Regions from separate parts of the Homo sapiens genome. Here region 1 is linked to region 2. A link is a loop called in an ENCODE intact Hi-C map of the cell type or tissue named here. Cell type or tissue: Calu3. All regions are shown on one strand. Links, peaks and the distances in the headings refer to the core of each region. The heading gives the core; the rest is flanking DNA.

Region 1 (16,253 bases), core at 4,605-12,604, 100 kb after region 2:
TTCTTTCTCTTTCTTTCTTTCTTTTCTGTGTGTTTTTTCTTTCTTTTCTTCTTTTCCTTCCTTCTTTCTCTTTCTTTTTTTCTGTTCCTCCCTCCTTCCTTCTTTTCCTCCTCCATTTCCCCTTCCCCACCTACGTTTTCTCTATTTCTATTTTCTCCCTTTCTTCTTCCTCCCCACCCTATCTCCTTCTCTCCCTGCCTTTCCCACTTCCTGGGTCCCCCTCTTCATCCCTTTTCATCTTCCCTCCCTTTCTCCTTCCATCCCTCTTTTCTTTCTTTCTTTTTTCCTTCTTCCTTTCTCCTTCCCTTCTTCCTTCCTCTCTCCTTTCTTTTCTTCCTTCTTCCCTCCCTTCCTCTTTCCTTCCTGTTTTTTCTTCTTTCTTTTCAAATATATGAATATATATATTGCAAACTCAAGGCAAATCATTTTCACAATCTGTAGTATAATGGGAGCACACTCTTTCTTCTAAAGATAATTTCTACTTTTATAGAATTGTAAACAAAAGATATTGCCTCCATAATTTCTAATATTCTGCACTAGGTAAAAGTGTTCTCTTTGGATCAATTAATGGTTGATCTTTTTAAATATCTTACAAATATTCAAAATATGATTATTTTCTCCAATATTCTCCACTTTCTGTATTCTCAATTATTTCACTGTGGAACTAAATTGCCTCTTGAAGCTTCCAGAGATTTTTTTTGCTCTTTGACAGCTTCAGCAGCTTTTGTTCATGAAATTTTTAATTCTTGAAGTGTTCTCTTTCTTTACCTTAACATGGATAATACCTGCTACTCTTTCTAGCCATTGTAGAAAACATGGCCTGTACAAATTCAAATGCTATTTTCTCTGGAAAGGATTCCCTAATCTCCCTCAAGACTCCACTAAGTTTAGTGTTGGACTTCTCCCCTCATACTTGCCCTTCCTTCCCTGAACATGGTACTTGCATATTTACTTGACTTTTTGTCGTTAGACTACAGACCACTTTGAGTTAGGGGTTGTGTATTGTTCCTTGGTGTATCGCCCATGCCTAGCAGGGTGCCTGGCTTCTGAGAGGTCGCAAATAAATGTGTGTCTAATAACTAAGGAAGAAGAGAAACTGTACGCATCAAGAAGGAGATCTGAGATTACCATCATAATGGAGAGCTACCAAACTTCTCCATTCCTAATATTATGCTGTCTTACAAATATAACCTCTAATCCTCAAAGTCCCTGAAAGAGAAATGGTTCTGTAATACAAATGGGAAAACTGAGGCTTGAGGAGACAAATCAATACTGATAAAAAGCACACATTGACTAAAAGTGGCAAATTGAGAATAATATGAACATCACAAATAGTAATAGTTGTTCATTTGTGGACCATTATCACTGAAAATGGTGGAAAAACACCAAAAGGTCAAGCAAAACTGTCACAGCCAACTTTGATAGATCTCTGGAAAATGGTCAAAAGTTTGCAACAACCAAGCAAACACTGAAAAGAGGAAAAGGTAATTCAAAAATAGTAGGAACATTTTCCAGTGCTTTTACTTGTTCTTGCTCTACACCCCTCCTTGATTTGGTGGCAAATTTGATAATAGTGGCCCATGTTGCCAGTTTGGGACCCTGGTCCTTGGTTCTGGAGGAAGAATAGCAGATCTTACTCTCAAAGAATTGTATTTGACCTGTCTGTTGCCTGCCTAAAGACTCATGCAAGATGCTTGACTTTGTTTCACCTAACTTGAAATTCTCTTAGAGCAAAAAAGCAGCTACACAGAGGGAATCATTCAAAAAGATAGTAAAGCAATGATAAATAACATGTAGTTGCTTGGAGCAAAATAATAAAATCAAGGAAAACAATTGATATACTGAAATCCTAGGAAGAAAGCTTGGAGTTTCTTTGGGAAAATGAGGCATTTAAAAGCACTATGTTCACTGCAGAATTCAGGAAGACATATAGATGCCAGGGCAGGTTGCATGCCTCAGAAGAGAACTGAGAAAATCCTAAACTTTCATCTCTGGCTGATCTTTAGGCTCAGCGTAAGCAGGAAGTAAGGTCTAAAGTTATAAGTGGCCTAGATAAGTATTGCAGGAGTGCCCATTTCACCATAAAAACACTTAACAAAGTAGAAATAGCAGGAAACTTCCTCAATCTGCTAAAGAGCATTTATGAAAAACTCAAGGCTAACATCATCCACAATGGTAAAAAACAGAAAATGTTCCCCCTAATACTAGGAACAAGACAAATATGCCCAATTTCACCACTTCTGTGCAATATTGTGCCTGAAGTTCTGATCAATGAAACAAGAAAAAAATAAAAGATATCCAAATTGGACAGGAAGAATCAAAACGATCCTAATTCACAGATGCCATACTCTTATATGCAGAAAAAGCTTACAGAATCCATTAAGGTTCTAGCAGAGCTAATAAACATTTCAACAAAGTTGCAAGACTCAAAAGGAGCACACACAAATTTGCTGAAATCTCTATAGACTAGCGATGAACGATTCAAAAAGGAAATTAAGAAAGAAATTCCATTTATGAGAACATTCAAAATAATAAAATACCTAGGAATAAATTTAAGCAAGAAAGTGAAAGACCTGTACACTGAAAATTAAAAATGTTTCTGAACAAGTTATGGAAAACGTAAGTAAATGTAAGATCATTCTGAGTTAATGGATTTACTTTATGAACAACTGATTTTTGCCAAGGGTTCTAAGACCACCGAATCGGGGAAGAATAGTCTCTTCAAAAATTGGTGCTGGGACAACTAGATCTTCACATGCAAAAGAATTAAGGTGGACACTTACTTCACAACATAAACACAAATTAACTGAAAAAAGATGAAAGACCTAAATGTAAGAGGTAAAGCATAAAATTCTTATAAGAAAACATAGTATTATACCCTCAATAATAAAGAGAAAATAACTCAATTTAAAAAATATAAAAATAATTTGAATAGATATTCCTTCAAGGTAGATATATGTATGTCTAATGAGCACACAAAATGAAGTTTAATATCAGTCATCAGGAAAGTGCTAATCCAAACCACGATGAAACATCAACTAATGCCCACTAACATAGCCACAATAAAAAAAAAAACACAGAAAATAGCAAGTGTTGGCAAGGATGTAGAGAAAAAAGAGCCCTCATACATTGCTAGTGGAAATGTGAAATGCTTTAGCCACTGTATAAAGGTTTGGCAGTTTCTCAAAAAAATAAATATGAAATTACCATTTGACCCAGTAATTCCACTCCTTTGTATATACTCAAAAGTATTGAAAATAGGTATTCAAACAAAGACTTGTACAGGAATGTTCATAGCAGTACTATTCACAATAGCCAAAAGGTAGAAATTACACACATATCCATCCATAAATGAATGGATAAATAAAAAAGTCATATATATACATAGAATGGCCATTATTCAGCCATAAAAAGAAAAGAGGTACTGATATGTGGACCCAAGGGTGAATCTCAAAAACGTTAAGCTAAAGAAACCAAACACAAATGGTCACTACTCCATTATTCCACTCATATGAAATCCCCACAATAGATAAAGTAATAGAGACACAAAGAAGATTGGTAGTTGCCAGGAAATTAATGGGGGAAGAACATACAAGTGGCTGCTTAGTGCATATGGGCTTTTCTTTTTGGGTCATGAAAATGATTTGGAACTTGATATAGGTGGGTTGAACAACATTGTGAATGTACTAAGTATCGCTAAATTGAAATGTCTAATTGTGTTATGTGAATTTCACCTCATTAAAAAAAGATATGTAAAAGAATGATAGAAAAAGATTATAATTCACTGAATTAAAAAAATCTGAATCCATAGTGATATTCATTAAAATGTAGAGAGAGGGAGGGAGGGAAGGAAGCATGGAAGGAAGGAAGGAAGCAAGCAAGGAAGGAAGGAGGGAGGGAGGGAGGGAGGAAGAAGGGAAAGGAAAGGAAGGGAAGGGAAGGGGAGAAGGGGAGAAGGGGAGAAGGGGGAAAGGAAAGAAAAGAAGGAAAGGAATGAAAGGAAGGGAAAGAGGGAGGGAGGGAGGGAGGAAGAAGAGTATTTTCATGGTTTTTAAGTGTCACTCCACAGATTACTTTTTAATACAAATGGGGAAATCTACCTTTACAGTAAAGATATCTGGCAGACAACATCTCAACCCAGTAGTTTTACTTAGCATTGCCAACTATGGAGCAAATTGACATCACAGGCCCCCTAGTAGGGTGCAAAAGAAAGAAGGCAATATCTGCTATGTGATACTGTTGCCACAGATGCTTACAATGAATCATATCACATGGAAATAATCAGATGATTCAGATGTGGAACACATCATATGATAGTCTAGACTCTTCAAAATGTCAATATTATGAAAGATGAAATAATATGAAGGAATATTCTAGGTTAAATAAGAATAAAGAGAACTTGACAACAAAATGTAATGTGTAAGCCTTGATTAAATCTGGAATCAAGGGGAAAACAAACAATCCTAGCTGTTAAAATCATATTTGGAACAATTGGGGAAATTTGATCATGAGCTGTACAGTATGTATATAATGGTGTCATTTATTCATTGCCTCTCAGCTTCTAATAAACCCTTCAATATACACTCTGTGATAAACAGTGAAATTTCTTTAAACATTTCCCCTTTAAAAAGTGAGCATGATGCTAAGCTTTCTAAGTAGAGGGTACTGGAGAGACTTTGCAGGAGCAAGAGACTCCTGCAATTTCCATGCCAAAGGGTGGCCACTGGCGGGGAGAGATTAGTGTTGGTGCCACGGAGCCTACCCCAGCGTAAGACCCGAAACATAATCTCTCTGCCACCAACCTCTGCCTGGCAATGGCCTTTCTACAAACTTCTTAACATGGAAATCAATATCCCTGCATGGCTTACATAAAGCTGCCTATAACACAAAGGGTTACATGCAGAACACTACTTGTTCTACGAGTTTCTATGTGGTCTGCATACAGCCTACCTATGCCCTAGGTATTCCGGCAGAGCTGCCACTCCCTCCGAAGAGATCTGCATACTCTGAGGTCTTCCCTACCTATTGTCACCTGGACTCCTGCTGCCACTGGTTACTCATTGCCAGCTTTTGCAGCTACAATCCAGAGGGTTGTCTATTTGCTCAGAATCTCAAGAATAGCTCCAGACTGGCGAAACTATTTAACTTCTTGGCTATCTGGTGGCTAACCCACCTGTGCTATGAGGTCTGAACTCCTTTTCAAGTTTGTTCTGCTCTTGGCACTCTCTCTCAGTCCTGGGTTACTATGTAGACTTCTCTTGTATTTTATAGTTAGTCCTTTACTATAGTTAATAATTTTACAGTTTAACTTACCCTTTTTAACATACTTTCTGGTATATATCTCCTGACTATCCAGATTGCTGCAGAATTGCTATCAGGCATAGTTCCAGAAAATATACCCCCTAAAGATGACATATTAGTTTCCTGGGCTTCCGTGACAGTTACCCCAAACTGGGTGGCTTAAAGCAGCAGAAATTCATGGATCTCACAGTTCTGAGGCTAGAAGTTAAAAATCAGTATCACTGAGCCATAGTTAAGCTGTGGGCAGGGCCTCACTCCATCTGGAGGATCCAGGGGAAAGTCTGTTCCTGTCCATTCCACCTTCTGAGGGCTTCTGGCATTCCTTGGCTAATGGCTACTTCACTCCAACCTTGAAATCTGCTTGTATCTTTATATGACCTTATCCTCTGTATGTATCAAATCTCTCCTGCCTCTCCCCTAGGGATAAGTGTCATTGTATTTAAGGCCCACCCGAATAATTCAGGATATTCTCTCCATCTCAAAATCCTTAATTTAATCTCATTTGCACTCCTCAGCTTCTTTTTTACCACACGAGGTAAAAGTCACAGGTTTCAGAGATTAGGATGTGAGACATGTGAGACGTGTGAGACGTGTGGTCTTTTAGGGGGAATTTTTTTCAGCCTACCTCAGATGGGGTGTGAGGACTGGTTTGGTTATGCCCTTGGGTCTGAGCATGATCTTTACCAGTGAGATATGGGACACTAATAACCAATGGCATGAAATGACATTACAATTAATCAAGCCATCCTCTGCAGCTGATTATAATTAAGTGCCAATTGAAACACATACCTTGGGAGTTCAAGTGGGTGCTATCCTTAACTGTATGGCAGTAATAATGACTATAAAGGCTGCAGTGTGAAATAGTTGTTTGTTTGTTTGTTTGTTTTTGTTTAGTGCACTTGAGTGCTTACAAAGAGAAAATGACAAGCTAAGGTCTATTATCTTCCATTTCACGTCACGGTCCGAAAAATCAGACAGCTTTCACAATAGCCCTCCATGACATCCCTATGACAATGTTTTTTTTTTCTAGTATAATAGGTGCAGGGCCAATATCGCTGAAAATCAGACACAAATTTTAATTGTGAGAGTTGTTAAATTACAATGACAATTGTATTAAAAGTGTGTTATGACAATTCATAGTATCTCCAAGTTTCTTATGTTAAAGGCTATTGATTGAAAAGTAGTGAGATTCTAAAATTTGTCATGAAGACATCTGGTTGAACCCAGATAAAACTGATAATCTTGAACCCTCAACTCATTCTGAGCATCTCTTACCAACAGAAATGGCTGGCCATCTGGTACTCCAGGAGTCTGCCTTCCTCAGCCTGAAAACCCTTTGATACAGTAAGTTGGGTTGGATGCCTTGGAAAGTAATGCTTATTCTTCTTGGGATCCATCACAAACCCCCACCTCCATTGTCACTAGGCCCATAGCTAGTGTCAAATCTCAGTGGGCTCTGGGGTGGCAGACAACATAACCCATGGTGAAATAGCAAGACCTTGCTAATATATATTGGCAGAAACCATGGGAATGTGTGAGAATATTGTTTAAGGATATTAGACCAAAAAGGAAGCAATATAACACTAGATTTTGCTGTATTAATTGACATAAATTAATGAACAGCCTCAGTCAGGGGTGGTTCTTGGCAAAGATAAAGGAAAATCTCCCCAGTGGCAGACCTTCATGAAGTATATTTGTTGTCCATTATATCTGGAGTGAGAACTGGCCGGAGTGTAGATCTATACTAATTTATGAGCACTTGCTAATTAATGGTTTAGCTGAAGGGTTAGGGACTTTCAAAGAAGTAAACTTAGAAGACTTGTAACAAATGTGTTTGGGGAAGAAGTATGTGGATTGACCTCTCAGAATGGACACAGACTGTGAAGATATTTTTGTCCCATGTGGATGCTCAGGAAAAGGCATCCACTGTAGTTAATAGTAATGTATTGTATACTTAAAATTTGAGTAGATCTTACATGTTCTCAATATTTAAAAAACTACTATGTGAAGGTGAGGAGTATGTTAATTAGCTTGGTTGTGATAATCACTTCACAATGTATATATATGTCAAAACATCACATTTTAAACCTTAAGTACATAGACCTTTGTCAATAACTCAATAAATCTGGGGAAAAATAAGTAAACAAAGTAATATCTCTGTGTATGTTAGCAATTCTCTTTCCCCAGCCACCCCAGTGCTTGCCCAATGGACTGATGAACATGGTGACCATAATAACAGGGTTGTAGGCTATGTCTGGGCTCAACAGGAACTTCTTACTAAGGTTGACCTGGCTACCACTAATGTGTAGCCTGATCTACCATTTTTTTTGCTTTTAATTCTCCAAAATTTCTTTTCTAGTATGTGTATAAAGTTATGGCATGCATCACATCACTCAAATAATATACATTACACTCATTAAGTGATTTATCATCACTTCCCTCACTTCCACTCTTTCACCTGTCCGAGTTTCCTTTGTCTGTTATTCCACATTCTACATCCATGCATACACATTATTCAGCTCCCACTTATAAAGTGAGAATATACAGTATTTGTCTTGCTATGTCTCACTTGTTTCACTAAAGCTAATGTCCTCCAGTTCCATTAAAGTTGCTTCAAAAGACAAAAATTTTTTTTTGTTTTTTTACTGCTAAATGGTGTCACATTACGGACATGTGCCACATTTTCTTTATCCAGTTATCCACTGATGGACACTTAGGTTGATTCCATATCTTTGCTATTGTGAATAGTTCTTCCACAAACATATAGGTGCGGTTATCTTTTTGATATAATGATTTATTTTCTTTTGAGTGGTTACCAGATAGTGGAATTGCTGGATTGAATAGTAGTTCTATTTTTAGTTCTCTGAGAAATCTCCATACTGTTTTATGTTCCCACTAACAGTGTATAAGAGTTCTCTTTCCTCCACATTCTACCAACATTTGTTATTTTTTGTCTTTTTAATAATAACCATTCTGACTGGCCTTAGATCATATCTCATTGTGGTTTTAATTTGCATTTCTTTGATGATTAGTGATATTGAGCATTTTTTTATACACCTGTTGGCCATCAGATGTCTTCTTTTGAAAAATGACTATTAATATTCTTTGCGTATTTTTAATGGATTATTAGTTTTTGTTGTTGAGTTGTTGAGTCCCTTGTAAATTATGGATATTAGTCCTTGTTGGATAAATGGTTTTCAAATATTTGTTCCCATTCCGAGGGTTGCCTGTTTGTATTCCTTTTTCTATGCAGAAGCTTTTTAGTTTAATTAAGTCCCATTTGTCTATCTGCCAATTTTGGATATCAACAGTTTCCATTGTGGCACCATTCCCTGGGGACCACCCTGCCACCTAGCGGCAGGTTGATTGAATTGGCTCTCTTCCATCACGGAAGTGACAGATTTATCCTCATTGGAATAGACATATGATCCGGATATGAGTTTATCTTCCCTGCTGGTAATATTTCTTTTAGTACTACCATAAATGGACTCAAATAATGCCTGACCCACCGTGATGGGATTCCTCACAGTACTGCGTTGGATCCAGAAGTGCATTTCACAGCAAAGGAAATGCAATAATGGGATCATGTCTTAGAATCAAATGGCCTTCCCATATACCTCATTACCCAAGAGCAGTTGGCCTAATTGAAAGGTAACATGGCTTAATAAAGACTCTGTTATGGTGTCAATTGGTAAATTACAGCTTGAATGCGCAGGATTTTGTTTTATAGGGTGCAGTTTATGCTTTGAATCAGAGGTCACTGTATGTCATTGTTTTTCCTACAGTCAGAGTGCGTGTGTCCTGGAATCAAGGTGTGAAAGTGAAAATGTCTACTCTATTATCTAATAACCCCCTGCAAAATTTTGCCTCTTATTCTGATAATGTTGAGCTCTGCTGGATTGGAGATCTTAGCCTACAAGAGGAATGCTTCCCCTGGGGGACATGATAGGTCCATAGCAATGACTTCATCAAATTGAAAGATGAAGTTTTGATCTGGTCACTTTGGGCTCCCTCCACCACTAAACAAATAAGCAAACTAACAAAAAAAGGAGCTAAAAGGGAGCTAATCTACTGGCTGGAATGATTGATTTTGATTACCCAGAGTAATCTGGGTTGCTGCTGTAAAAGAAAAAGAAAGACAATGTCTGGAAACTATTTTTATGTAAACAGAAAAAAAAAAAAGCTTTCATAAGAACCAAAAAATCACATGAACACTCATAGAACCTGGTTGTAACTTCATATCACTGAAAAAGGCACGGAAGAGATAGAAAAAAACCAGTCCTGAATTGCCAATGCCAAGCTTCCCCAAACCTCCATAGTGGCTATGTGGTACAGAGAGCATCTCTGGTTGCTGGGGGCAGGGGAGCACAGCAATTGTGATTCATTGAACTCAGTGTTGTCCTTTTAGAGAAGAAAGGAAAACTGGACCAAACTCAGCTGATGCCTGCCCACAGAAAAAGCATTTAAACCAGCCCTACCCAGAAAAGAATTGCAAATCTCAACTATCCTAACTTGAATTTCCCCAAACCTCTCCACCAAGGGCTACAGTGCTCTCCGTCTCAAAGTAAACTTGAAAGGCAGTCTAGGCCATAAGGACTGCAATTCTTTTTTTTTTTTTTTTTTTTTTTTTTGAGATGGATTCTCACTGTCGCCCAGGCTGGAGTGCAGTGGTGCAATCTTGGCTCACTGCAACCTCTGCCTCCAATGTTCAAGCGATTCTCCTGCCTCAGCCTCCTGAGTAGCTGGGACTACAGGCGTGTGCCATCATGCCCAGCTAATTTTTGTATTTTTAGTAGAGATGGGGTTTCACCTTGTTGGCCAGGATGGTCTCGATCTCTTGACCTCATGTTCCGCCTGCCTCGGCCTCCCAAAGTGCTGGGATTACAGGCGTGAGCCACTGTGCCCGGCCAGGGCTACAACTCTTAGATGTGTCCTAGTGCTGAACCAGGCCCAGAGACAGTGGACTGGGAAGGAGGGGTACACAATATACTCAGACACCAGCTAGGGCAGCCAAGGGAGTGCTGGCATCACATCTTCCCTAGCCCCAGGCTGCACAGCTTGAGGCTCCAAAAGAGACACCTGAGGAAAGAAAAAGGAAACGTGGGGAGGACTTTATCTTGCATCTTAGGTACCACGTTTGCCACAGCAGGATAGGGCACCGGTCAGAGTGGTGAGGTCCCTATTTCAGGCCCTAGCTCCCAGATATTACTTCTAGACAGACCCTTAGCCAGAAAGAAACCTGCTGCCTTGAAAGGACTCAGTCTTAGCAGCATACATCACCTGCTAACTGAAGAGCCCTTGTGTCCAGAATAACCAGAAGCAATACCCAGATACTACAGCAAGGGCCTTGGGTGAGCTTCTGAGGCTTGCCAGATTTAGGTGAGACTAAGCACATTACTAGCTGAAGTGGCTATGGGCAAAACTCCTTCTGCTTGAGAAAATCAGAGGAAGAAGTAAAGGGGACTTTGTCATGCACCTTAGGTACCAGGATGGCAACAGAAAGTAGACCATCAAGTGGGCTCTTGGGGTCCCTGATTCAAGGACTTGACTCTTAGATGACATTTCTGAACCTGCCCTGGGCCAGAGGGGAGCTCACTGCCCTGAAAGGAAAGTCCCAGGCTATACAGCATTCACCAAAACTGACTTAGCTTTTGGGCCTTAAGGGAATATCAGAGGTAGTCTGGGAGCACTCCCATGGCCTGTGGTGGTGGTGGTGGCTAAGGGATAAGTCTTCTCTGCCTTTGGAAATGGGTGTGGGAGGGACTGCATGTTGTGCTTTGACTGCCAAGTCAGCCTCGATACCAGAGAATTCCAGGTAGATTTCTAAAGATTTTGACTCTAGTCTCTGACTCCCAGACAGAACCTCTGGATAGCACCTTAGGACCCCTCAGGGGCTTGAGGGACCGCATCACCTTGAAGGGAAGGACACAGGCCTGGCTGGCTTTGCCAAATGATGATTGTAGAGCCCCAGGACCTAGATCAAACATAGGCAGTAGCCAGGGAGTTGTTACAACAGGACTTGGGTGAAACCCAGTGCTGTGGTGACTTCAGGCCTGACCCAACACAGTCATAGTTTTGGTGGCCACAGTGGGGCTTCTGTCATTTTACCCCTAGCTTTAGTGGCTCAGAACAGAGAGACTCTATTTGGGAGAACATAAGGGAATAGAACAAGAGTCTTTGCCTGGGAATTCAGAGAATTCGCCCAGAGCTTGTTGAGGACCATCAAGGTGTTTCCTCCATGAGTCTTCAAGAACTACAGTGTTTCTGGACTTAGGGTACCTGCTAACATCACAACACCTGAGTCCTTCAAAATGTCTTTAAAACCTTCCCAAGAAGGACAGGTACAAATAAGCCCACAGGGTGAATATGACAATAAGTACCTAATTCTTCAATGCCCAGACACTGAAGAACATCTATTAGCATCAACATCATCCAGGAAAACATGACCTCACCAAATGAACTAAATAAGGCACCAGGGACCAGTCTGAGATGAAAGGTCACATATCTGAGAGACAGAGATATGTGACCTTTCAGACTGAGAATTCAAAATAGCTGAGTTGATGAAACTAAAAAAAAATTTAAGATAACACAGAGAAGAAATTCAGAATTCTATCAGATAAATTTATCAAAGAGATTGAAATAATTAAAAAGAATCAAGCAGAAATTCTGGAGCTGAAAAATACAATTGGTATACTGAAGAATGCATCTGAGTCCTTTAATAGCAGAATTGGCTAAGCAGAAGAATTAGTGAGCTTGAAGACAGGCCAGTGGAAAATATAGTCAGAAGCAACAAAATAAAAAAAGAATTAAAAAAATGAAGCATGTCTACAGGATACAGAAGATAGCCTCAAAATCTAAAGAGGAGACAGAAAAAGAGACAGAGGTAGAAAATTTATTCAAAAGGATTATAACAAAAAACTTCCCAAACCAAGAGAAAGATGTCAATATCCAAGTACAAGAAGGTTATAAAAAAGGAAGCAGATTTAACCAAAGAAGACTACCTCAAGACATGTAATAATCAAACTCTCACAGGCCATGGACAAAGAAAGGATCCTATAAGCAGTAAGAGAATAAACAAATAACATACAATGGAACTCCAATACATCTGGCAGCAGACTTTTCAGTGGAATCCTTACAGGCCAGGAAAGAGTGGCATGAAAACAAGCAAACAACAAACAAAAAGCCTTTTACCCTAGAATACTTTATCTGGCAAAAATATCATTCAAACATGAAGAAGAAATAAAGACTCTCCCAGACAAACAAAAGCTGAGGAATTTAATTAATATCAGACCTGTCCTGCAAGAAATGGTAAAGGAAGTACCACATCCGAAAGAAAAGGACATTTATGAGCAATAAGTAATCAACTGAAGATTCAAAAGCTCACTGGTAACAGTAAGTACACAGAAAAACACAGAATATTATAACACTGTAACTACTCTTACACTAAGTAGGAAGACTAAACAATTTATCAACCAAGAATAACTGTGACAACATTTCAAGGCATAATATAATAAGATATAAATAGAAACAACAAGATATTAAAAAGGAGGGCTATGAAGTTCAGGCATAGAGCCTTTATTAGTTTTCTTCTTGCTTGTTTGCTTGTTCATGCAATCAGTGTTAACTTGTTATCAGGTTAAAATAATGAGTTTATAAGATCATATGTGGAAGTCTCCTGATAACCTCACACCAAAAAACATACAATGGGCAAATAAAAAATAAAAAGCCAGAAACTAAATTGTATTATCCGAGAAAATCACCTTCATTAAAGGAAGACAGGAAGAAAAGAAAGAAGGAAGAAGATCACAGAACAAGCAGAAAACAAGTAACAAATGGCAAGAGTAAATCCTTATTTGTCAATAATAGCATTGAATGGAAATGTACTAAACTAGCCAATCAAAAGACAGAGAGTGGCTGATGGATGAAAAAGCAAGAGCCATGGATTTGCTGCATGAAAGAAACACACTTCATCCATAAAGACACACACAGATTGAAAATAAAGGGATGGAGAAGGATATTCCATGCCAACAGAAACAAAAAAAGAGCAGGAGTCGCTATACTTAGACAAAAGAGATTTCAAGGAAAAAAACTACAAGAAGAGACAAAAGTTACTATATAATGATAAAGGGGTCAATTTAGCAAGAAGATATAACAATTAAAATATATATGCAGCCAAGGCCCTGGAACACCCAGATATAAAAAGGACATATTACTAGAGCTAAAGAGAGGGATAGGCCTCAATACAATAATAGCTGGAGACTAACTCCCAACTTTCAGCATTGGACAGATTTTCCAGGCAGAAACATTGGATTTAATCTGCACTATAGGCCAAATGGACCTAAAAGGTATTTACAGAACATTTCACACAATGGTTGCAGAAAACGCATTCTTTTCCTCAGAACATGGGTCATTCTTAAGGATAGACCACATGTTAGGTCACAAAACAAGTCTTAAAACATTTGAAAAACTGAAATGATGTCAAGCATCTTCTCTGACACAATGGAATAAAACTAGAAATAAATAATAAGAGGAATTTCAGAAACTATACAAATACATGGGAATTAAACAATATGTTCCTGAATGACCAGTGGGTCAATGAAGAAATTAAGAAGAAAATTGAAAAATTTCCTGAAACAAATGATAATGGAAAAGCACTATACCGAAATATGTGGGATACATCAAAAACAGTACTAAGAGGAAAATTTAAAGCTATAAGTGCCTATACCAAAAAAGAGGAAGAATTTCAAATAAACAATTTAATGATGCATCTTAAAGAACTAGAAGAGCAAGAGTAAACTGAACCCCAAATTAGTAGAAGAAAATAAATAATAAAGATCAGATCAGAAGTAAATGAACAGAAGATACAAATAAATAAATTCAGAAATGAAGAAGGAGGCATTACAACTGATACTGCAGAAACTCAAAGAATCATTAGTGGCTACTATGAGTAACTATATGCCAATAAATTTGAAAATCTAGAAGAAATGGACAAATTCCTAGACACATGCAACATACCAAAATTGAACCAGGAAGAAATCCAAAACCTGGACAGACCAATAAAAGTAACAAGATCAAAGCCATAACAAAAAGTCCCCCAGTAAAGAAAAGCCCAAGACCCAAGGACTTCACTGCTGAATTCTACCAAACACTTAAAGAAGAATTAATACAAGCCTACTGAAATTATTCTGAAAAATAGGAGGAAATGCTTCCAAACTCATTCTACGAGGCCAGTTTACCCTGATAGCAAAACCAGACAAAGACACATCTAAATTAAAAACTACAGTCCAATATCTCTGACGAATATTGGTGCAAAAATCCTCAACAAAAAACTAGCAAACTGAATTCAACAATACATTAGAAAAATCATTCATCATGACCAAGTCGAATTTATCCCTGGGATGCAAGGATGGTACAACATGTGCAAATCAATTAACATGATACATTATATCAGCAGAACGAAAGATAAAAACCATATGATCATTTCAATTGATGCTGAAAAAGCATGTGACACAACTCAACATCCCTTCATGATAAAAAAAAAAAACCCTAAAAAAACCAGGGATTGAAGGAACATACCTCAACATAATAAAAGGCGTTTATGACAGACCCACAGCTAGTATCATACTGAATGGGGAAAAACAGAAAGCCTTTCCTCTAAGATCTGGAACAGGACAAGAATTCTCAGTGTCACCACTGTTTTTCAACATCGTATTGTAAGTCCTAGCTACAGCAACAAGACAAAAGATATAAAGGGCATGTGAACTGGACAGGAAGAAGTCAAGTTATCCTTTTTTTGCAAATGATATAATCTTAAATTTGGAAAAATCTAAAGACACGACAAGAAAACTATTAGAACTAATAAACAAACTTAATAAAGTTGCAGGATACAAAATCAACATACAAAAAATCAGTAGCATTTCTATATGCCAACAGTGAACAATGTGAAAAAAGAATGAAAAAGCAATTCCATCTACAAGAGCAACACGTAATATTAAATACCCAGAAATTAACCAAAGAAGTAAAAGATGTCTATGATGAAAACTATAAAGCATTGATGAAAGAATTGAATAGGATGCCAAAAATATGAAAAAAAAATTTCATGTTCGTGGATTGAAAGAATCAATCTTGTTAAAATGTCCATACCACCCAAAGCAATCTACAGATTCAATGCAATCCCTGTCAAGGTACCAATGACATTCTTCACAGAATAGAAAAAACAATCCTAAAATACATATGGAACCACAAAAGGCCCAGAATAACCAAAACTATTCTAAGAAAAAAGAACAAAACTGAAGGAATTACAGTTCCTGACTTCAAATTTTACTACCGAGCAATAGTAACCAAAGCAGTATGGTACTAGCATAAAAACAAAAACATAGACCAATGGAACAGAATAGAGAACCCAGAAAGAAATCCACACACCTACAATGAACTCATTTTTGACAAAGGTACCAAGAACATACACTGGAGGAAAGATAGTCTTGTCAATAAATGGTGCTGGGAAAACTGGATATCCACATCATAAGAATGAAACTAGACCCCTATTTCTCACCATATACAAAAATAAAATCAAAATGCATTAAAGGCTTAAATCTAAGACCTTGAACTATGAAACTACTACAATAATACATTGGGGAAGATCTTCAGGACATTGGTCTGGGCAAAAATTTCTTGAGCAATACTCTACAAGCACAGGCAAGTAAAGGAAAAATGGATGAATGGGATTATCAAAGTTAAAAAGTTTTCTCTCAGCAAAGGATACAATCAACAAGGGGAAGATAAAATCCATACAATGGGAGAAAATATTTGTAAACTACTCATCTGAGAAGAGATTAATAACCAGAATATATAAGGAGCTCAAACAACTCTATAGAAAAAATTCAGTAATCTGATCGAAAATAGGCAAAAGATTTGAATAGACATTCTCAAAAGAAGACATAAAAATGGTAAAC
Region 2 (16,253 bases), core at 3,057-11,056:
TCATGGCAAAAGGCAAAGCAGGAGCAAACACATCACATGGCAAGAACAGCAGTGGGGGCCGGGTAGGTGCCACACACTTTTCAACCACTAGATCTCGTGAGAACTCACTAACACAAAGATAGCACCAAGACATGAGGGATCCACCCTTGTGATCCAAACACTTCCCACTCCTAATACCTGCAAGAGCCTTGGAAGTTTATTCTCTAGAGAAATTGGACTAGAAAAATCTCAGTGATTAGGAATGAGGAGCCCCGAAGAGGATAAGCTGGAGGTTTTGTGTTGATTATAATACCATGAAGTAGAAGTCTTTAAATCAAAAGGTGAGAACTACCTTTCCTGCCTGTAGTCCTGCCTTTAGATATACCCCTTCCCAGACATAACATTGGAGGTTAATTTTGTGGAGCACCAAAATGATCTACAGAAAGAATACCAGGAGATTCATAGTTTTGAGCTAGCAGCAAAGATGCTAGTATCTCTACTTGGTTCTATGCAAAGATGCAGCCATCTTTTCATCTAATCACCTGAGAGTCAACCTCCCCTATGTACAAACCCCACAAACATAAATAAAGCTTCCATTCAACTATTTGTTGTTTTACTGTTAAGTAAATGGATGAACAAGCAACATCAGCCATTTGAGGAAATCCTACTACAGGGAAGATATGGAACATAACAAACAAGAACAAAGAAGTCTGAAAAAGAAGACGTAATATAGGGAAGAAAAGACTGCTTTAAAGAAATTCTTATTAATCATGTTAAAAAGATATATAAAGATATTATAACCATTGCATATTAAAATGTTGTCAAAATGGAACAAAGAATAGAATGAGATCTTGTAAATTAATAATAGGATTAAAATTTTAAAAAAAGAAGTTTTGGAAAATAAATTTGAGGGAAATGTCCAAATTATAGAAATAAAAAGAAAATGAGATGTGTTATAGCAGTTATAAGAATACTATCAGATGATTCTAGGTGACCTAATACGCAGTTACTAAGTGTTTGAAAAGATGAGAACAGAAAAAATAGGGAGGAGGACATTATCAACAAAATAATGTAAGAAAATTTGTCAGGTACTAGCCATGAGTGGTAGCACACACCTCTAATTCCAGCTACTCAGGAGGCTGAGGTGAGAGGATCGCCTGAGTCCAGGAGTTCAAGAAGCCAGCCTAGCAACAATAGCAAGAATCTTTCTCTCAAAAATATAAAATTAAATTAAAAAAAAGAAAATTTGTCAGTGCTAAGGGCATTGAACTTTTCCACCAAGTATTCACTACAGTGAATAAAAAAGTGACTCCACCAAAGCAACTTTATCATGATAATTTTATGAAACAAGTGATAAAGAGAAAATTGTAATAACCTCCAGGGGCTGAAGAAATGAGAACATAACAAAGAATAAAGTGTAGGAATGGTATCAGAGAGCAACTAGAATGCACTGGAATAGGTCTTCAAAACTTTTAGTGAAAATGATTCCTCAAACCATAATTGTATACCTAGCAAAACTTTCGTTCCAGTGTTAGGACAGAGTAAAGTCATTTTTAGACATACAATGTCCCAAAATAATCCTCCCTCACCCAACCAAGCACTCAATCTCAGGAAACTCCCAGAAAATATATTTCAACAAAATAAACAAATAAGACAGAGGCATATTGGGATCCAAGGAATCATATGTAAGAGAAGCAAATAGAATTTACAACATGAAGAAAAAGGAACTTTCTGCATGACAGGTGTTTTGGCCTAGAGAGCAAATAGTCCAGAATGAAACAGGATGTTGAAGGCCTCCAGGAAAAATGCCTCTAAGACAAGAGACACACTGGCAAGTGATCAGACAGGACTGCCCTGGTTGAAAGGCTGTTTTCCAGGATGCATTATCAGAACAACTGGAGAATATGAGAAGCATTAAACTTAAGCAAGTGTAAAAATTTTCTCCAGAATGCAAAAATATATACTGACTTTAGCTCACAGTTTCTCGAATAGCCTTAGCCATACTAAGTCTGCACAGTGGCCTAGGATGCTTTCAGTTGACATCTCTTCCCTCTTCCTTCATTCGGGGTCAAGGGTCAGGTTTCCTTCACAGTCTAGTGGCTCTCCGGCCTCACCTGGATGCTCTTCATTTTCTTTCACACAAGCACTTTCCCTTAAAATACTACCCACATGTGATTCTATCTCAGTGTCTCTTCTTCAGAGGGCATAGCTGACAAACCTAGCATCTGCTGTAAATTCATTATAGTGGATAGAACTGTAATATTCGGATATCACATTTTGTCTTAATTATAATACATGTTTTCTGGTGCTTTTCCCATAAAAACTCACATAAAATTCATCATATTTACCCTACAAGGCAGATACTGTTATTATTTTCCTCATTCTAGAATAAGAAAACTGAAGCACACACAGGGTAAATGACTTCCATAAGGTTGCACACTAGATTGGATCCATGAAACCTGCTTGCCGGTCTGTTCTTAAACATTCCATTAGCTGCCTCTTAAACACTATACTGAGGTCTCCCTCTAAAATCCACATATATGAGGCTATAATGGTTAAAGACTTTCAACAGGCTTTCAAATATTTTCATTCTGAACATTATTTTTTCTCAGGAGAGGGTGGAAGTAGTGGTGTTAATACAATAACAGTTGCTCTTGGGTATCTAGAAGAGCTGGTCCTCATGCATCAGTAGCTGATAATGGGGATACACTCCAAGGAGCTATAACTCAGTGTATCACCAACTATAGTCACAGTGTATTGGGTTTAAAGGTAGCTTCCAAACAGATGTCTACATCTTAATCCCTGCGAATTTTGCCCTACATGCCAAAGAGTGAATATTACCTTAGATGGCAAAAGATGTGATTAAGGATCTTGAGAAGAGGCATTTATCCTGGATTTTATGGGTGGGCCCTCAATGTAATCATATATGTCCTCACGAGAGAGAGGCATATGGAGTTTTGAGGTAGACACATGGAGGAGAAGGCAAGCTGAAGCCAGAGCAAAGAGAAATGCAGCCATAAGACAAGGGATAACTACAGCCACCAAAAGCTAGAAACAAGGACAGTATTCTCCCCAGAGCCTCCGGAAGGAGGGTGGCCCTGCTGACACCTTAATTTTGTACTTCCGTCCTCTAGAACTGTGAGAAAATCAATGTCTATTGTTTTAAGAAACTAAAGTTGTGGTTATTTGTTACAGTGACCCTAGGAAACTTACACACATGTTATGTATAATATTTTCCATTGAACATCAAATAAGGGTTGACTACTCCTCCATGGGCCAAGTATAGAGGACGCAGGAAATATTTCTCAAGAAGAGTGATTTTAAAATTGAGTTTTGAAGGGTTCCCTTAGTTAGAAAATAAATAAAAAGGACATTCAAGAAGGAGAAATAGCACAAGTGAAGGCATAGGAAAGTGAAATGCGATGGCTTCTGGACAGAAGGTGGTTCAGTGGCTCTGGATTAGAGACATGGGAAGAAGTCTTGAGAGCTGGGCCTGGCAAGTGGAAGCATGTGAAGAAGCCTTGAATGGCATGCTAAAGCTTTTGACGTGGTGGTAATCTGATAGACAATGATGATTAATCAAGGCTCTTGGGACAAAAGTAGTGATAAGATATAATCATCTGGAGCTCCATAGAAGTGGGAACTAGGAGATCAGCTAAGAGAATTTTGCAATAGTCTGATGAGAGGGAGAAGAGGGAATGCACAGTTGGCCATGGCTGTAGAATAAGATTCAAGGTGACAGACCTGGATATATGTGGGTACTGAGGAGGAAGAAAGTTGAGAATAACTTGGAAGAGTCTACTTCCAGATCTGGGTGGAAAGAAAGTGGCATTGACAAAAGAGAATGCAAATGTGGTAGAGGGAACATTTTTGAAGGAATGTAAAGACACCCTATTATATGGCAGGATAGGTGATGTGGTCAGCTTTGTGTCCCCACCCAAATCTCTTCTTGAATTTTAATCCTCATAATCCCCATAATCCCTACGTGTCAAGGGAGAGACCAGGTGCAGGTAAATGAACATCATGGGCGGGGGGTGGTTCCCCTATGCTGTTCTGGTGATAGTGAGTGAGTTCTCACGAGACCGAATGGTTTTATAAAGGGATCTTCCTCTCTTCACTCAGCAACTCTCCTTCCTGCCACCTTGTGAAGAAGGTGCCTTGCTTCGTCTTCACCTTCTGCCATGATTGTAAGTTTCCTGAGTCCTCCCCAGCTATGTTGAGCTGTGAGTCAATTAAACCTCTTTCCTTTATAAATTACTCAGTCTCCGGCAGTTCTTTATAGCAGTATGAAAATGGACTAATACAGTGGGTATTTTATCAGCCCAGTGACCTTGACCACTGCACCTCTCTCTGCTTCAGCCTTCTTATCTGCAAAGCAGAGAGTAGAGGCATTGCAATGTTATTTGTCTCACAAGGATGATGTGAAGATTTAAAGAGATAACATCTGTGAAAGTACTTTCTAAACCATTTTAAAAAATTATATGAAGGTGAGCTAATTTATAATGGCCTCTATCTGGGAAGTGATCATCTTTTGGGCATGCAGGTGGTTAATGCCACACAGGTCTGGAACCAGGGGAGGCAGCAGGGCAGCAGGTCCAGATTTGGGCCTCCTCAGCAGCCAGGTGATATCAATCATCTGATATCCCCACAGGGCAGAGAAGAGAAAAGGCTAATGCGGAGTCCCTAAAAATTGCTGGCTCCTTAGATGTAATCAGAAAATAAAAACAAATGAAGAAAAGCAGTATCATGTGGAAAGACAATCAGAGACTGGAGGAAAGATCTTTGAGAAAGTGCAGGGACGGGCGTTGGCTCTCTACATAGTCCTGTTAATAGCAACAGGCGCAGTAGATCTAAATAGAAGTAGGCAAGTTTGATCACATGAGGATATGTAAGAAATAGTCGAAAGCCATGTGTTTCTTTCAGAAGCTAGGCTCTAGGGCTCATTTGTAAGGGTAGCTCAATACCACTTATAAGCTTGTGCTGAAAGGGGCTGGCTTGCAAACGATACATTCAGCAAGCCCATGCTGAAGTTCTAGTTTTTTGTTTATTAATTGAGGTGAAATTCACCTAACATAAAATAAACCATTGTAAAATGTATAATTCAATTGTATTTATTCAGTACATTTATAATGCAATGCAACTATTAATGCTATCTGTTATAGGCTCAAAACATTTCATCACCCCCAAAAAGAAACCCTGTACCTATTAAACAGTCACTTGCACTCTCCCCTGCCCCAAGCACCTGGCAACAGATAATTTGCTCTCTGTTGCCATGGATGTATCTGAATATATACCCCCAAATAATTGAAAACAGGTATTCAAACAAATACTTGCATATGAACGAAGATCCAATTTTAAATGGGCAACTTTGAAAAAAATCAGTCTGTAGGTCAGTTAATCTTAGAAAGTGAGTCTATAAAGAACAGGCTGGGTGGCCACAATGCCCATTGAATTTATTAAAACCTGTTTTTATTTTGTACCTTAGTTCAGACTGTTCTTAGTGCCAAAAGCAGAATCAGAAGATCACAATGGCTTCTAGAAACAAGATGAATTAATATGAATGGTGAGTTCTGAGTGAGCCAGGTCATAACTTTCAGTAAGAAAAACACAGAATCCAAATTTCATTGTTTTCAGCTTTTGTTTTAACTGTTTTATAATTGGGAAATTTTGCCCTCAAATGAATACTATTGGTAAATAATCCTTTCTAATTGAAGGCTTAAAATGTCTGGGCAAAACTAAAAATGACTCCCTACCCAAGGTTTAGTAATAGTTAAGGCATTCAAACAGGAGCAGGCTGAAGAATCGTCTTCAGGTTTGGTCTTAGCAAACCTGCAATTACTCATCTCCCCATCCAGACTTACCCTGAACAAAGCAAAGGGTAACCAAAGTGCATTAATCGCTCACTGATGACTCAAGATAAACAAAAACCTTATAATCTTTGTTTCAAATAGTGTGCATTGAGATACATAGAGAGAGAGAGAAAAAAAAAACAGTCCCTCTTAGGTGGTGAATAACCATTTACCCATCAGATCTTCTCCAAGTCAAGAGTTCCACTGCCTATGTCAGGCTTTTGGACACCGCACATAAAACAAATTAAGCTTTATTAACTTAGTGGAATATTTGGAAATACTAATTTTACAGGTGCATGAGAGAAAACTGCAGTTCCAAGTATTAGAGTACCATTAAATATAATACACTCCGTATGCAGGGGCAGTTATTTAATATTAAACCAATAAAACATTACCAGTGCCGGTGAGAGTTTTGGTTGTTGACAGCAGGCTAGGTGTCCCACAGCCATGCCGTCTTTCTGTTTGCAGGCCAATTTTACACAGCTGCTTTCTTCTGGAAATCATGCCTCATTTGAAGCCTTCGCAAGTATGACAAATAGCCTCTCTAAGCCTTAGCGACGGTGGAGAAACTTGAAAATATTTAGGAGCATTTATTAACTAGAATATGAAAGAAGATTTAGTTCAACTGCAGCTTTTGACTGTGTGGAGGTCTTGTTATTGTAAGAAATGCTATCTGTTTGGGCGTGTATATCTTTTGCAGGACACTGTGTAAAATTATCACCCTGAGGGCAAAGCTAAGTTTAAACTGCATAGAAATTCTAACGTTGATCTATAAGTGGACAAAATTAGAATCAAGTCTTTACTTTCAAACTCAGCTGTCTGGTGGTACTGCTGATCCACATGCTGCCATTCTACGTATCACAAATGTCAGATAGAGCTCCTTGTACAGGGAGCTTCAAATCTGTGCAGGAATTTAGGATTTATAGGAAAAAGATATAGAAAAAAAGAAAGACTAGGTGCTAATTGAATTGTTCAAACCAGGCTTGCAACATGCAAAGCACACTGAGACTAAAGTCAGGAGAGGTGGACCCAGCTGTTGGAGTTTGGGATGAATAATGGAGGAAGGGAGGACATAGGCAACTGGCAGGGGCTAAGGATGGGGTGGGGTGGCTCTGTGCACACAACATGACATATTTTGAGAAAAAGTGAACCAATATGGCTAAAGTGGAGAGTTCATGAAAAGTCCATGGAGGCAAGTAGAAGGAGAGAAATGTAGATACATTGAATGGTCCCATTACAGAGGCTCTTGAACACCAGGATAGGATATAGATCTTTTATTTAACTACAGGAAATGTGGGGTGATGAGGGCTTTGGGAACATGAGTGTGACATAAGAAGGAAGGGTTTGGGGAAATTCCATTACAACAGCCTCTTAGATTAATTGACATGGAGAGAATTGAGAAATGCCCAGTATGCTTAGAGGATTGAGTAATGAGAGACCTGCACGAGGTTGGAATTGGCAGTGATAAAAAGGAATGGAATGTTTTAAAGAATCATTTGAAAGAGAGAAACATTTTGAAGGAAGTATTTATAGGACCTGAGAACTCACTGGGTGTAGAGAGTGACGTGTGGGCAGGTTCAGGCGGATTCTGGGACTTTGAGCCCAGGCCACTTAAACAACAAAATAAGAAAACTCAAAGAGTAAACTGACTTGGGGAGGAAAAGATGAGCTCAGTCAGTGAGATTTCTGAGGAAGACTAGAGAGCTGTAGCAGAACAGAGACAGAACCCCTTTTTGGCTTCTAGATATTTAGTGATAGAAGCAGAAGTGAAGCCAGGGGTGTTAAAGAATGGGCCAGGATGTAGTGGAAAACAAAATCTTTTGTTTCAAAGCACCTAGTCAATAAAAATTACTGCATTGAGGATTGAGAAAAAGTCATTGGGTTTCCTGAGTAAACAGCTATGCACTATTGCTAGGTAGGTGGGGTGTTGGGGGGATCCATTTCTGTAGGTTAAGGAATAAGGGGCTGCTTTCAAGATGGAAGCCGTGAATAGACTCCACTTTTGAAGAAATGAAAGTTAAAGCAAAGAGAGAAACAAGACAGGCATTTTGGTCTAATAGAAGCATCAAGAGTACACATTTTTGACAAAAGAAATAAGAGTTTAACTTAGATAAGGGAGAAATTTAAAAGAAGAACATATCAAAGACACTAAGTAGAGTGTGTATCATCTTGGAAGGTAAAAAATCAAGTATTAATAAAGCAGATCATGACTTCTACCAAGGCAGAAGGTAATTAGAGATGATGGCTGAAAACAACAGCGAGAAACATATATCAAAATTAATAGAAGTATTTGAAAGAGGGAACTGAATAACCATATGAACTAAATATTCTCAGTTACATAGAAAGTATGATTGTCTATTGGCACTAAAAAGTGGGAAAAAAATTTAACCCCTAGTGAAGTTTCGTAGAACTATTTTGGGAGATTTATTTTGTTTTGTTTTGTTTTTTTGAGATAGAGTCTCACTATCACCCAGGCTGGAGTGCAGTGGCACAATCTGGGCTCACTGCAGCCTCAACCTCCCCAGGCTCAAGCGATTCTCCTGTCTCAGCCTCCCGAGTGGCTGGAATTACAGGTGCCCACCACCACGCCTGGCTAATTTTTGTATTTTTAGTAGAGATGGGGTTTCACCATGTTAGCCAGGCTGGTCTCGAACTCCTGACCCCAAGTGATCCACCCACCTTGGCCTCCCAAATTTCTGAGATTACAGGTGTGAGGCACTGCACTCCCAGCCAGGAGATTTATTTTGAATCAGGAGAGTTAATCAGTTTCCTCTTATTCTATCAGGATTTGCTCATGGTGGCCTGGAGGACACTGTTTTGAGAAAGGTTTTCTGGGGGCATTCCGACTCAATTGCCAGGATGAATCAACGATGGTTGCCCTGAGCATGGGACTGGGGAGTGGCAGCTGCAGTGTTAGCCAGCAGGAGGAACTCTCAGGCAACAATGAATGTCAAAGAACCCAGCTCCTTAGCAGGGTTCGGGAAACTTGTGTTTCTCAGAATGGCACAGGGGTGAAAATACCCAAGGTGAAAAGTTGAAGTGGGAAGTTTAGGGTGTTCCAGCAGCCTCAGCATCACTGAGGAGCTTGTTAGAAATGCAGATCCTCAGGTTCCACTCTGGACTCACTGACACCAACTCTTCATTTGAATAATGTCCCAATGGAATCACGCACATCCAGTTTTGTAAAGAGCATTGCTGAGGTCTTCAATACAATGACCAACCACAGGGTTTAAGTAGCTGTGGGGAGGAGTCCCAGAAATAAAGAAGAATACTTATGTCAGTGTTTCTTTCTTTTTATTTTTTCTCTTCCTGTGTGTGTTTATATATATATACATAAATGTTTATTACACGTTAAGTTCTAGGGTACGTGTGCACAGTGTGCAGGTTTGTTACATATGTATACATGTGCCATGTTGGTGTGCTGCACCCATTAACTCGTCATGTACATTATGTATATCTCCTAATGCTATCCCAACCCGCTCCCCTCACCCCATAACAGGTCCCGGTGTGTGATGTCCCCCTTCCTGTGTCCAAATGTTCTCATTGTTCAATTCCCACCTATGAGTGAGAACATGCGGTGTTTGTTTTTTTGTCCTTGTGATAGTTTGCTGAGAATGATGATTTCCAATTTCATCCATGTCCCTACAAAGGACATGAACTCATCATTTTTTATGGCTGCATAGTATTCCATGGTGTGTATGTGCCACATTTTCTTAATCCAGTCTATCATTGTTGGACATTTGGGTTGGTTCCAAGTCTTTGCTATTGTGAATAGTGCCGCAATGTCAGTGTTTCTTAAGGCATAGTCTCCAGATAAGCTACATCTTCAACACCTCAGAACTTACTGAAAATGCAAATTCTCTGTCCCCACTCTAGATCTACTGAATCAGAAACTTTGGGTGTAGGGCACAGGAATATGTGTTTAACAAGCCTTTCAGATGATTCCTTTGTTCCCTAAAGTTTAAGAATAACATTCTAGATACTACTGGTAAAGTGTGCATACATAGATCATGAACAGGTGTAAAAGGTGAAGAAATTTAGCTTAAGAGTTTGGAGGCAGAAGGGTGTTAAAAGTTCAAAATGCAAAAAATAAAAAAGTAAAAGCCATCAACATTACTTTATACTACCAAGGGCTTAGCTAAATCAACCAAGGTGGAGGAGGCTGTTTGGCATTGTCGACACAGCAAGCAGCTGTCTGGATGAGTTTTTCATGATTAGTAGGTAGGCAAAGCCTTTACTTGAGGGAGTGCATTAGTTTAAGAGAAACTGGGTGATGAAAAGATTAAAACATACAGTAAAACACCATTCACATACATATAGACAATAAAATTGCAAAGTAAGTAAGCCAAGTCCAGTTTGGGGTATTTACAGGCTAACTGAAAATAATGATATTTCTGTAAGCCAAGCAGGACTGCAACTTTAGCAAGCTGGTTCCCTTTTTGTCAGTAATCACACATATCTGAAAGTAAAGTGATTATATTGTTTTAGAAAATTGTTCGCAATTCTAAGTTCTCTATCATCTACTACTAGAGAGGACTTCCACCCCAATCCAAAGGTAGCTAAAATGGGGCTGTGGGATAGTGGTATCTCTGGAGCTGCCACTAGTGAGGAAAGCCAGCCGGTGTCCTCTGTGCCCATGTCCCATGTAGTAGCCCCAGTTACTACTGTGTGGCCATTTAAATTTTAATTAATAAAAATTAAATTTCATTAAGAATTCCTTAGACCTGTCACATTCCATGTGGTCAATAGTCACTTGTCCAAGCGGCCGCCGTATCGAGGAACGAGGTTTACAGAACATTTCCACCATCACAGAAAGTTCTGTTGCACAGGGATTGAGCTTGTGATTCAAAATTCACAATGCAAGCTTTGTCTGAATCAGGCTTACCAAGGAGATGCTTTACAGCAGGGCTAACAGCAGATCCCATTTGTGAAAAGGGTTGGGTCCGGGGTCCTAAACACTCGCCATTTCCACCTGCTCTGAGTATACAAATGTTTTCTAGAAAACCCCTCAACTACTAGGATGTGGAGACATTCTAAGGGGGTCAGGAGATGACAGTATTTTATTCATTTTCTTCTTCATTTTTGCTATTGCACAGGAAGGACACAGAAATCACCCACAAGGTGACTTTGATTGACATTCCAGGACTCTCTTCATAATTTTATTTGCGTGGTTTTGTTTTGCTTTGTTTTTGCCAAGGCCTGTTATAGAAAAGGTGGCTGTACTTAATATTTATTTATTTGTTTGTTTGTTTATATTTTTTATTGGAAACCAAACAAGACAAATGAATTTTAAACCGTGACTGATGAGTAGCCAGCAGATTCTGGTGCCTGGCGGAGGCTGACTTTTCAGACTTGGTTTGAGGCCCTTGCAAATTTTCAGTTATTTTTAACCTGACTTTCATGAAAGCAGTCTAGAAAGAGAACAGTATTCACCCAGTTTTGCTACATAAATCTCTTTGAGGGCCTTGTTAGGTACCTTTACTTTGGTTAGACAAAGCATGTCAGAAAAAGAAAGAAAAAAAAAAGACAAAAATTATTGATTTGAAGCTTGAAACTGCTACCACCTGAAGGTGCGGAAGTCAGACCTAAGACAATAAACCTTGAATTAATAGGAAGACCTCGGGACACTTTCATGCCTCATGGTAAGACAGACTACAAACCTTAGGGCTTGAATCTATAACTTTGATATTCTGATTTTATAGTAAGAATTCATTAGATATTTATAGAAATAAAAGGCCTGAGCCAGAATAATGCCACATTCATCATATACAGGTATAAATCCTTGAATAATCTGAAGTTCGGCAAGTGACTTTTGCTATACATATGCATATGCAAAAGTATATATATGTGTGTATACATGTATATGTATATATGTATATACATGTACACACGCATATATGCCTGAAAGGCCCCTCAAAGAGATTTATGTAGCAAAACTGGGTGAATATATATATATGCAAAGTCTAAGATTAAGAAAAGGACATTGCCTTGGGAGACTTGACTTTTGAGCTGCCCATGGAGTCTTAGGGGCTTATGGCAACATTTTTTGTTTATCCTTTGGTGGTGTTCCCTTGGGTAAACACAAATACCTCTGTGCCTCATCTCTCCTGTGTTTCCCAGAATTTTTTTTCTCACTCTTGTCCTGGGAAAATTAATGTTCTAAGCCTTTCTGATGAGGCTTCCAACATCTTCCCTGTGAATCTTTGTGAAAAGCTAAGAGGTCTTTTCTGGGCAATTAGCCTCATATAATTTTCCAAATTATATGTTTAGCTCTGACGTGTGTCTCTCCAAAGTTGGTGCACTATTTGTTTATTTGGTTCTGAACTGAGAGTGGAAAGGAGTGCCTCCTGCTGCAGGTGATCCTGAGTGAGCCCCAGTGTGAGCAAATCGTAGCCCGGGAGGAGGTGCTTTACCAGCACGTCCTGTCAAGGCGCTTTCACAATCTTCATGAAAAATGGAAAGCTAACATTCTTTCTTTCTTCTTAATTCTCATCATTTATTCCATTTTAAAGTGACCAATTCCATGGCATTTAGTACATTTGCGATGTTGTTACAATTACTACCTCTATCTAGCTCCAAAATATTCCATCACTCTGAAGTAAAACCCTTATCCATTAAGCAGTTTCTCTCCATTGCCCCTTCCTCCAAGTTTTTGGCAATGGGTTCATCAAAGATTTCTTAGATAAACTTAGCCATGCTAGTGTGGTAGTCAGCTAATCTATTACCCTTCCTGCCAAAACCTTAACTGTTGTTTCTTAGAAACCATTAAGGAATAACTGGCAAGAGATAGTTAAGTTCTTGCCCATTTTAAAATTGGGTTGTCTGTCTTTTTCTCGTTGAGTTTTAAGAGGTGTATGTGTGTGCGTGTGTGTGTGTGTGTGTATTTTGGATCCTTATCAAGTATATGATTTACAAAGCTTACTCTTTCTTGTTATTGAGTTTTTGTTTCAAGTACCATCTACAAAGAAAGGACTTATCTGATCGCTCTGTGGTGTAATTAGGCTCCTTTGTCATTGGCTATTCAACGACTCAATTATAATTTCTTTTGAGATGGGGTCTCACTCTGTCACTCAGGCTGGAGTGCAGTGAAACATTCATAGCTTACTGCAGCCTCAACCTCCTGGGCTCAGGTGATCCACCCACCTTAGCCTCCTGAGTAGCTGGAACCACAGGCACGTGGCACCAAGCCCAGCTTATTTATTTATTTATTTATTGTGGAGATGGGGTCCCTTTATGTTGCCCAGGCTAGACTCAAACTCCTGGGCTTCAATAATCCTCCCACCTTGGTATCCCAAAGTGCTGGGATTACAGGTATGAGCCACCAAGCCTGGCCTCAATTATAATGTACTGATATACTTGTACTCTTTAAAATTATCTTGCTAAATTATGTCTTTCCTCTACTGGAATGGGGAAATTAAATTTGTTTAGCAATGTTTTATTAATGCCTGGAACACAGTATATCACTTCAATGAAATGAACATATTTATAGAATTTTGATTTTGTAACAAAGGAATCTGCTGAAACCAATGTCAGTTTGCTCCTACATTATTTGTCTATGGACAATAATATCCTTCTTTTTTTTAAAACAAAATTAACAGCATCTACACTGTGTGATTCCACTCACATCTCTTGAGATTATTATTGAATCTTGAAGGTTCCAGTCAATGGACAATTGGTTAAATACAACACTTTTTATTCAATTCTTCACTCATTTATTCATCAAATATTTTTTGAATTGGATAAACAATGAGTAAATATTGAATACATAACTGAGTTAATAAAAGAGTAGATTTGTTTTCAGTTCACTTTAATGAGAATAAGAATAAACTGAAAATATTTTAAAGGAATTATGCACTTTCTGAAAGCAATGTAGAATTCTGTTTTCCCCATTCATGGATGGTCTTAAAAACTCCAATGTTTTATTGCAACTCTGGAAGATAATGAGGAAAAGTAATCATCTCCTGAAATACCTTTTACTTAATATGACATCTTCAAGGTGAAATAAAGTATGGTTCAGGTGAAAGAAAAGGCAACCAAAACTTGAAAAATATACGCAGTGTTGCGTGGATAAAATGGTATGATTATAATATTGAAGATGTTGCAAAGGAAAAGGAGAAAGAGCAGCTACCTGATATGGTTTGGCTGTGTCTCCACTCAAATCTCATCTTGAATTGCAGCTCCCATAATTCCCACGTGTTGTGGGAGGGACCTGGTAGGAGATAATTGAATCATCAGGGCGGTTTCCCCCATACTGTTCTCGTGGTAATGAATAAGTCTCACAAGATCTGACGATTTTATGAAGGGTAACCCCTTTCACTTGGCTCTCATTCTCTCTTGTCTGCCGCCTTATAAGCGTGCTTTTCTCCTTCCACCATGATTGTGAGGCCTCCCCAGCCAAGTAGAACTGTCAGCCCATTAAATCTCTTTCGCTTTTCTTTTTTTTTTAGACTGAGTCTCGCTCTGTCCCCCAGGCTGGAGGGCAGTGGCGCGATCTCGGCTCACTGCACGCTCTGCCTCCCGGGTTCACGCCATTCTCCTGCCTCAGCCTCCCGAGTAGCTGGGACTACAGGCGCCCACCACCACGCCCGGCTAATTTTTTTTGTGTGTGTGTTTTTTAGTAGAGATGGGGTTTCACCGTGTTAGCCAGGATGGTCTCGATCTCCTGACCATTGTGATCATTGTGACCATTGGGACCATTGTGATCCACCTGCCTCAGCCTCCCAAAGTGCTGGGATTACAGGCGTGAGCCACCGTGCCCCGCCAAATCTCTTTTTCTTTATAAATTACCCAGTCTCGAGTATGTCTTTATCAGCAGTGTGAAAACGGACTAATACACTACCTAAATAAAGCAATAGACTATTCTTTCCCTCTCCATTTCTTATGGGAAGAAAGGCAGAGAGAAGAAAAAAGAAATGTGTTCATTTTATGTTAAAATCAAGTTTTCATATCATTTAGTAAGAAAAAAGGTAAAATATTCTCATTCTCTTCCACCATATTATAGTGTGCTATAATTCACCAGTGATATTCTGCCCCTGCATCAATACCACTGAGGTTTTTTTTTTTAATTCTAAAATATGCCATAAGTAACACCATAGCTCTGCTTGTGATTCTCTACCTTCTCACTCAAAAAACAAAAACAAAACATAAACAAGAAAGGAAAAGTTGACAGGTTTGGAGGGGAAAGGGGCAGGTAATGAAATGTCCAGTGGCTGTGTATAGTCTGTTCTATTTAAAAGATAATTTTTTTTGCAGATTATGATTCTTTTATACAGCATTTAGAATTACAGAATTTTGGTGCTATCATGGATCTTAAAATATCTAGTCTGATTTCTTTATTTGGGAGACAGTGTGCCTCAGAAGTTATGACATGGAATTTGATACTACGTGGATCTGAATTTAAATATCAACTACACCTCATGCTGTGTGACCGAGGCACATTGCTTCACCTGTCTGATGCTCAGTCAACTCTTTGATAAAACAGAATCATCTGTAGGTTTTGTGAAGAGTAAATGAGATAATGCATATAAATCCTTGAGCCCAATATCTAGTACATTTTAAACAGTCAGTATTAGTTTTATTTATTAATTTTTTCTGTGATACCACTCCTTCATCCACCCAAATTATGTCACCCCTCTTTGCAGTATAAATTTTTACTGTAAATTTTGCAGATGCAATTTTTACCTTAAGATTCCCAAAGTCTCTTGTGGCTTCCCTAGAATAAAGTAGTCTGTTTCTCTTCTAAATTACTAAGGCATTTGCTCTGTGGCTTTCTTACAATATAATACATCTAACATAACAGTGGGCTTATTTAAACTACAAGTCCCTAGAATATGTTTTTATGCTAATAATCCACATAGGATCTTAGACAATGTAACAATGAAGAGTTTTGGAATGAGTAAACAGACGGCCATTAGAGGTGGAATAAAAGCATAGAGATGTGTGTTATTATGTATATCTCAATTCAATTCATTCATTCATTGAAGAAATAAGTATTGAGTCCCTACCAACAACATTCCTTGCCTCTCTAGCCAACATCTTTGCAGATGCAGGTATAGATACTTACTTTTGAATTGTGCTTTTCAAATTATTTTGGGGACCCACCAAAACATTGAAATAATTGATCCACTGGAAGTCAGATAAATTAACAGGTCATTACCATACAGATGAGAAAAAAGGGCCTTTTAAATTATTAAGCAGATCCAAATAACCATACATTTGGAAAGTACATTGATCCCAGAGTAAATCTACCCTCTACTACAGTATTTAGCACTATTCTTGGATGGGTAGAGTGAGATCAGCACATGGACTCTACTTTATCTTCCAGTTGTATGTTTAAAGTGCTGGGAAAGGCTACACAACATGTAGTATTTTCAGACTTCTGATGTTCTTGCTTCTAGCCATAAGCCAAGATCTATTAGACACTCT

Evidence for each region. Peaks named below come from ENCODE experiments on the same cell type or tissue, not always from the same donor. Only the 100,000 strongest peaks of a DNase experiment are listed, where the experiment ranks them.
Region 1: it touches region 2 in a loop (13-fold over the local background); 2 of 110 quality-filtered maps call a loop at or near these places.

What each region holds. Positions count from the first base shown.
Region 1 is chr20:7,085,955-7,102,207 of GRCh38, forward strand. No RefSeq gene overlaps it. Among named protein-coding and RNA genes, the nearest start is that of LINC01428, 160 kb to the right of the region's middle. In Calu3, for the core only: CTCF peaks have their summits at 8,637 (motif pointing left) and 8,836; DNase peaks (open chromatin) are centred at 4,997 and 8,657.
Region 2 is chr20:6,987,382-7,003,634 of GRCh38, forward strand. No RefSeq gene overlaps it. Among named protein-coding and RNA genes, the nearest start is that of BMP2, 230 kb to the left of the region's middle. In Calu3, for the core only: no CTCF peak of the experiment used is centred there; a DNase peak (open chromatin) is centred at 7,370.